2 separate regions of the Homo sapiens genome follow, and region 2 is linked to region 1. The links are chromatin contacts, found by Hi-C or POLR2A ChIA-PET in ENCODE. All regions are on one chromosome and are shown on one strand. The core of a region is the stretch at or near the end of the contact, and the rest is flanking DNA. Distances in the headings are between cores, read along the strand shown. Region 1 overlaps BAIAP2 (BAR/IMD domain containing adaptor protein 2). Region 2 holds the start of NDUFAF8 (NADH:ubiquinone oxidoreductase complex assembly factor 8).

Region 1 (3,656 bases), core at 716-3,215:
GCAAGACCAGGGGGAAAGAGAACCCTCCGCCCCCTCAGCAGGGGCCCCTGGACTCTGCACCCTGGCGGCCCCCCGCCCTGACAACAAGCTGCCCTCCCACCCACACCCGTGAAGCTTTCCAGAGGCCACAGACTCACCCCCACGAACGGTGCCAGCTCGGGGGGCACCGGCAGGGGCTTGGCCCCCGGAATGGGGTCGGAAATGACCAGGTTGGACTTGGAGGCCGACAGGGCGCTGGGGAGGGTGGCGCCGTTGCTGGCCACCTGCTGCATGAGCTGCACCGCGCGCTCCGGGATCTTGCTGGGGTCGGCACAGGCCTGTTGCCACAGCGGCAGCTTCTGCGCCAGCAGCTCCTTGCCCTGAAGTGGAAGCAGCAGGAAGGGAGGGGTCAGGGCCGGCTCAGTCTCCTGCAGCCAGGCACAGCGCTGAGGGCCCTCCCTGAGCACTCTCTGGGGCTGGAGGCTGCTCTTCACCAGGTGGTACCTCTCGGCGAGACAGGCCACCCGTGAGCCTCTGACCCCAACCCACAGAAGCGGCTGCCGGTAAAGGGCCGGGGATGGACCACAAGCCATGCAGTCGGGGGACCTCCAGGGATGAGAGCAAACCCAGGCTCAACGCCCGCGGGGCCCATCAGGGCCTGGAGGAAGGAGGAACGGACAGGGACGCACAAGGTCAAACTCCGGTGGGCAAACCCCAAAGTGCCAGGAAGGCGCCCCAGATGGCCGGGGGAGGGGGTGGTGCTGCCCAGTGGGGGTCAGGCCTGGCTGCCGAGGGCAGGAAGGCAGCCCCGTCAGACACACTGAGGCTCACTGCTCCAACCACTGCCCTTGGGCCCAAGAGCCCGCGCTCCCTCGGGCGTACTCTGCGGCCTGCTGGACACAGACCAGCTGAGCACAGTGGGGACAAAGGAGGAGGAAGCCACAGGCATGGAGAAAGGTTCTGGGACTGGGAGCCGGCCGGGCCTGGGTCCTGGGAGCTAATCAAGTAACCCCTGCCCCTCCTGGCCATTTGGCCTAAGCAGGCTGCAGGGCCTGGATTCCCGGGACCCCCAGACCCTTAAGCTGTGGGCCAGAACTGCTATGTCTCTGGCACCTCTGGGGGCCTCTCCGGCTTTCACTGCTCCCCCCAACTCATCCCCGTTCCCTTCTACATGTGGCTGGGCACCCACGCTGGGGACCCACGGAGGATGTTGGACGACAGCCATTCTGAGCAAGTCCTCCCCATGCCACCCCTACCCCTCTGCTGCTGGCTCAGACCAGGGGTCAGCAAACCACAGCCCGAGGGCTGGCTTCCTGTTTTGTAAATAAAGTTTTATTGCAACACAGCTGTGCATCGATTTGTGAATCATTCATTCATGGCTGCCCTCACATTGCAGTAACAGAGCTGGAGACGGCACGGCCCACAGAGCCAAAAGCACAAACTTTGTGGCCCTTCAGAACGTCTGCCGAGCCCTGGCTGAGATCAGTGGTAGAGGAGTGAGTCTTGGGTGGCGCGGAGAGGCCAGCAGGGACCAGCACTAGGGCAGACGGCCGAGGGACACCGACCTCGCAGCGGCACGGCCCTGACACAGCGGCCACGAGCCAGCGTCACCCCCGCACCCTGAGAGCCCCGAGGCAGGCCCAAACCCAAGCACCAGGGAGCTACTACGAACTGCCCTGGGAGGCTGCCCTCACACCCTGGCCCCCAGCCCAGAGGCTCGTCTCTAAGTGGGTCTGTGGGACACAGGCCTCTTCCACACACGCCCGGGGGCCCACGAGCCCAGGAGGTCAGCTGCTGCCACCGCAGGCACATCCCGCAACCCCTCCTGGGAGACCTGCGGCAAGCAGCCTGGCTTCCCCGCCCTCCATCCCTGCAGGCAGCACCCCAGCCACTGACAGCCCCGCTCTCACTCCCTGGCCCCGTCATGGGGCCTGGCCCCCGCCAGAGGGCGCAGACGCCCGCCACTGTCCTGGGTCTAGCAGGCGGGAGGCCTGCGCTCCACAGCGCTCCCTGCCTGGCAGCTGTGGCAGCACAGCCTGTCACCGCTGAGTCCTTCAGCAGCGAGGCTGCCTCCAGGGGTCAAAGGTGCTGCTGCTGTCCTTGCCTGCACCTGCCCACAGTGCCCAGCAGGCCCAGGCCGGCAGGAGGGGCCTCTCCAGGGAGGGAAGAGCACTTGTCTCCTGGCTGTCCCCAGGCTGTGGGGACTGGAGCACTGGTTCTGTATCACGTGCGTGTGTGTGTGTGTGCACGCACGCGCACGTACATGAGAGTGTGGTGGGTGGGGGGAACAAGTGTCAAGGTATAGCCCGTGGATCCCTGCAACCCTTTATTTTAGAAAGACATGACCAGGGCCTCCCTGGTGGGCTTGGCTCCGGAACTACATCTTCGAAACTCTTGAAATGTTCCAGAATGTTCCAGGGGACACATGTGATCCCATCCCAACTCCTACCCATGGACTATGGGTGAACAGGGGCCTGCTGGCCCTGCCTGTTCCCGGTGGGGAGTCTGGCCTCTGGGCCTTGCCTGCTCTGGGGGCTAAGTCAGCCTCCTAGGAGGGGATCCCCTTGCTCACATCGGGGCTCAGGATATCCATGGAGGGGGCTGCTGCAGCCCGTCCCTGAGGAACTCGCTCCTGGTTCAGCAGGGCCAGGCTTGGTCCTGGGACATGGCGGATCCCAGGGCGGGATTCCCCCACAAGGAACGACAAGGCTGGGGATGCCGGAAACACAGGGCTGCAGGACTGTGCTGGGGGACGCCTAGCGGGAGACACAGGGCCGCAGGACTGTGCCGGGGGACACCTAGCGGGAGACACAGGGCCGCAGGACTGTGCCGGGGGACGCCTAGCGGGAAACACAGGGCCAAGAGTCTACCGGCCCAAGGAGGGGCCCTCAACAGATGACGGGCAGAGGGGTCTCTCAGAGGTCACGAGGGCAGCAGCATGTGGCCACCACCCAAGGCCCCACCTGGGACCACAGTGGCTCAGGGGTGCAGGCAGAGGTGGTAGAGGCACAGGTCACCAAGAGCCTGGGAGCCAGGGGAGGACCCTGTGACCAGGTTTGAGTCCCAGGGAGGCCACTCTGGAGCAGTGAGGGAGGGACTGGGGAGGCCACCTGAGAGCCAGGCAGGGCCCCTGGCTACCCAGGAAGCAAAGAGATAGGGCAGGTTTGGGTTGGGTGAGGGGTGGCAGGTCCACGTACGACAGCCGAGCTATGGCAGCTGCTGGACCTGGGGCCAGTGTCATGGTTGTCTTGGGTGGCCTAGGGGCCCAGTGGCACAGTGGTCTTGGGTGGCTGGGGACCCAGGCTTGGGGCTGGGGGTCCTCAGTGCCTCGGGTGAGCAGAGCCATGAGCCCAGAGGCTGTACCCCAGGACTGTGGATAGAGGGGCCACAGGAAGAGCAAGTGAGGACACAGAGGCCACCCACCAGGTGTCCCACCGGGACTCCGGCACCCAGCACGGAGCATGACCGTCCCCTGCCTGGCGTCAGCCTGCACCTGCCCAGGACATGGCTGTGGCAGAAGAGCCAAGAACATTCTAGAAGAATGTTCTAGAAGGCCTTGAAAGCCCATCAGACTCTCCCTGGTTGCAGGTGGCAATTTCTAATGTGAGTCTTCAAAATGCCTGCACCCTGTGACCTGGTAATTCTCCCAGAACTTCACCCCCAAGAAAACCCGAAAT
Region 2 (3,660 bases), core at 620-3,119, 140 kb before region 1:
CCCACGCCTCAACTTGTTAAGAAAAAACAGGATCTAACACCGAGGAATGTCACATCTTCGCCATTCCCACTTCCTTTCTGCCCTAGGCATTCGATATGTGCCACCAGGGGCCATCAGGACTAGGGCTCTGCACCCATGGCAGCAGACAGGTGTGAAGCTCAGAGTCCCTCCTAACAGCCTCCCTCCAGCGTCTTCTTGGCCTGCAAGATAAAGTGTTTTGTCTGAATGGCTTGCTTCCAAGTTAGATACGCCTCAAAAGCAAGCTACCACACCACACGTTGTGTTCTACCAAATACCTTACAGAGAACTTGGGTGCTGGCATATGGTGGGGGCTCGACTGGTTGGAGCCTGGGGCCCCATGGGCAGGTTCTCTGGGTCACTTGTCCACGGGACAAGGGCCTCATGACACTATCACAGAACTCACTGCTGCCCCCTCCTCTGAGCCCCCACGAGATGCCACATTTGGTCTCAAGCTCTCATAGAGGGAAAGCAGGAGCCCCCCCCCTTTTTTTTTTTTTGAGATGCAGTCTCACTTTGTTGCCTAGGCTGGAGTACAGCAGCGTGATCTCGGCTCACTGCAACCTCCACCTCCCAGGTTCAAGTGATCTTCCCACCTCAGCCTCCCAAGTAACTGGGACTACACCACCATGCCTGGCTAATTTTTTTTTTCTTTTTTTTTGTAGAGACGGGGTCTCCATATGTTGCCCAGGCTGGTCTCAAACTTCTAGGCCTAAGCAATCCACCCACCTCAGCCTCCCAAAGCGGTAGGATTACAGGCACGCGCCACCACACCCAGCAAAAAGTGCAACTTCTGATGAGTTGTCCACCCCTGGATCCAAGGCTGCTGGGGCCGGGTAGGGATGAAGGCCGTGGAACTCTTGTTCAAATACCCTTTCTCTGGTCCAAATCTCCGGATTAACAGCTCCCAGTAAACAGAGTCAGCACTGGCATCAAGGCCTACCCAGATACACTGAGGTGGTACCCGGTGCGGCTGACACTTAGGGAACCAGCCTCAGAATGACTTAAAGCCCCACGGGCAAGAAGCCCTATCGTGCCAGTTGTGAGGGTGGCTGGGGGTTCCCCGCAGGACACGTGCTGAAGGAATCCACCACTGCAGGTGCACAGGGGCTGCAAGTGCCAGGGAGGTGAAGACCCGGAAGGTGCTGGGCACTTTCCGGGAGTCCTGTGTTGGGTCAATCCTGGCATGACACCCCCCGGCGGCAGTGCTAACACGAAAGCTTACGCGTTTTACAAGGCGCTTTTTTGCACACATCTCCCATCCTTTCTGAGGTTGGTGCCAGTCCCGCTTTACAAACATGCAGGGACAAGCCCAGGACGGCCGAGGTTTCGCGGGCTCGTCGATGGCTCGGTGATTTTGTCAGCCGGCGTCTAAAGCACGCGGCAGGCGCTCAAACCTTGAACCAACGGGAAAGCAAAGGAAAGCCGGGGCCCGCTGGCTCTTGGAGGGGAAGGGCTGGGAAGGGGGGAAGGGGCCCGCGCCCACCTACCGCAGCGGCGAAGCAGCTCCGCAGGGCCTCGAACTCCCGCGCGCAGAAGTCCTTACTCAGGCGGCCGCCCGGGGCCGTGGAGGCCTGCACGCACCTGCCGTACGCCGCGGCCTGCGGAAAGGACGGGCGTGGGTCGTGGGGTCCCCTGACCCCGTCACCGTCCTCCCTCCCAGCCACCTCCCCGCGCGGCTCCTCCTGCCCCGCAGCACTGGCCCGCCCGCGGCTCCTCACCTCGGCCCCGCAGGCGGCCAGCCGCTCGGGGAAGGCGCGGAGGCGGCTTCGCACGCGGCCCCACACCGCTCCGTTAGCCGACATGAGCGGCTATTCCCAGCCCCCTGGAGGCCGCCATCTTAGGTCCGTCCTCTTCCGGTGTCAAACAGCTTGATAGGTCGGCGCTTCCGCCCATAACCTTTCCTGAACTTCTTAATTGGCCAGGCTTTGCCTGGCCTCGAGCCCCCGCAATTGGCTCTTGTCCTAGTCTGTCTGTGCTCTGGGACTTCGGATTGGCCTAGGCTCCAATTGTTTACGAAGCCAACCTCAGGGCCCGCCCTACCGTGAGGGATTGGCCGGCGGACCCAGACCCGCGCAGTGATTGGAGGGCCCGGGCCTGGCGGAAGCGGGGCAGACCGGGAGGGGACCTGGATCATGGCTGCCGCGCCGCCGCTACGGGACCGCCTGAGCTTTCTACACCGGGTGAGTGAGGGCGGTCCGCCCGGGCCCCGGTCCCACGGCTCCTCTCGAGCGCCGCATTCCCCGGACTCGCCCCGGGCCGGAGCCATTGACCTTGCGTCTCCGCGCCGGGTAGCTGCTCCTGGCCCCTTCGCCCGCGCCGACGCCCCTGAGCTGCCCGCCCGCCGCGCCGTCCCGGGGCCTTCCAAGCCGGGCCTTCCAAGCCGGACCCGCCGAGCGCAAGGGCGATGGGCACAGCCAGACCCTGGGGGAACGAACAGGCCTCGGCCAGCATTCAGTGGCCTCCGACGGGAGGGAAGGAGCGGCGGACCCGGTGGACGTGGAGCCGCTGTGTCCGTGCTGCTGGCGCCCAGGTGGGCTGGCAGCCCGCCGTCCTCCCTGACGGTGGCGTTTCAGAGGACTCCGGTCCTGGAGAGGCACCCCTGGGTTGCAGAGAACACAGACGTCTCGAAGGGACAGAGAAGGACGCACCATTGTAAGCCCCTCTTAGTAAACCCTCTGAGAAGTAGAGGCCGGGGCGAGTTCCCAGGTGTCGTCCTGAGCAAACTGCCCTCTTTTGTCAGCCCTGAGCTTTCCTGGGCTGGACCTCAGAGGGGGCTGGGTGGTCCCAGGGCGCGACCTTGGGCTGCCAGAAGCCACGCTAGGGTTGGTCAAGGCTCTCAGTGCAAGGTTTCGACATAGTCGTTCTGTGCTGCGTTCTGCAGTTGTCAGCTGTCACCTGCAAACCTCAGCAGCTCCCCTTAGGGCGTGGTGGGCAAACAGTGTCAGTGATGCGTGTCCACAGCCTCGGGAAACACTTCAGGTCCACGTTTTCGTATGTTGTCACTAGATCTCGGCCCTTCCGACCGAAAGGCTTCGGCACCTCACGCGGTGGGTCCCATGCTTGTCCTGTTAAATACTCTTGAACTCTATTCTGTCCTGATACTGAATAATGCAAGAATGGGTGGTTCCAGTTTTCATCCCTATAAACCGTACATCTTTGTGCCAGTAAGTAAGCATGAAACAAATAAGTACGTCTGCGCTAAGCGAACGTAAAACACACGACATCAGTCGGTTCTCGGGGAGCGATGGAGCTAGTCACGCTGAGCGGCTGTCACTCTGCCATTCCGGCCTCTGGGGAGGTGGAACGATTCATAGTCCCCTGTGTGGAAAAGGGGCTTGCCTGGGCCTTGTTTGGCTTTGCTAGTCAGTAGGTAGGTACAGGAGAGGTACCTTCAAATAGCCTTACATGCTGGTAAGTGCAGGGAGGCTGGGGGCTGTGTCCCTTCTTAACCCAAGTGGCGCAGCTCCTCCGTGGAGAACCACCATTGATTTGCCTCTTCTCCGAGGCTGTTCATCCCTGACTGTTGAGAGAGGACCCTGCTGCAGCCTCCCTGTGGCCAGTAGCACAGTTCTCATCCCTTCCCAGTCCTCTCTCCGGCCATGTCAACAGTGAGAGGTGGGTCGTTTCCATCCCCTTTGG

The links. A loop is a pair of places that touch in the nucleus more often than their neighbours do. ChIA-PET counts read pairs that join two places held with the same protein, here RNA polymerase II (POLR2A). Pooled maps may share reads with other maps.
Region 2: a map of natural killer cell shows a loop between it and region 1 (29-fold over the local background). The contact joins the promoter of NDUFAF8 here to the enhancer-like site in region 1. A Hi-C loop is called at or near these places in 9 of 168 maps with a recorded cell type or tissue (CD4-positive, alpha-beta T cell, CD4-positive, alpha-beta memory T cell, CD8-positive, alpha-beta T cell and 6 more), 35 of 37 single-sample maps with no recorded cell type and 23 of 50 pooled maps. POLR2A ChIA-PET finds 5 or more read pairs at or near these places in 9 of 52 experiments (HCT116, HepG2, K562 and 6 more).

What each region holds. Positions count from the first base shown.
Region 1 is chr17:81,100,205-81,103,860 of GRCh38, reverse strand. It overlaps BAIAP2 (BAR/IMD domain containing adaptor protein 2), which reads right to left. Exons shown (of 14, transcript NM_001144888.2): 8 at 138-359. Among named protein-coding and RNA genes, the nearest start is that of MIR657, 23 kb to the left of the region's middle. RefSeq lists enhancers at 1,126-1,642, 1,643-2,160. Within about 2 kb of position 1,965, at least 2 of the 41 ENCODE cell types and tissues checked have a DNase peak (open chromatin) inside an H3K27ac peak, as active enhancers do; they include dorsolateral prefrontal cortex, where a contact is called at or near this core.
Region 2 is chr17:81,237,527-81,241,186 of GRCh38, reverse strand. It overlaps NDUFAF8 (NADH:ubiquinone oxidoreductase complex assembly factor 8), which reads right to left and starts at 1,869. Exons shown (of 3, transcript NM_001086521.2): 1 at 1,740-1,869; 2 at 1,509-1,619; 3 at 1-200. The coding sequence starts at 1,823. The coding sequence ends at 171. It overlaps TEPSIN (TEPSIN adaptor related protein complex 4 accessory protein), which reads left to right and starts at 2,132. Exons shown (of 13, transcript NM_001363764.2): 1 at 2,132-2,201. The coding sequence starts at 2,154. RefSeq lists enhancers at 1,303-1,382, 1,763-1,982, 2,226-2,808 and silencers at 1,643-1,792, 2,035-2,250, 2,353-2,442.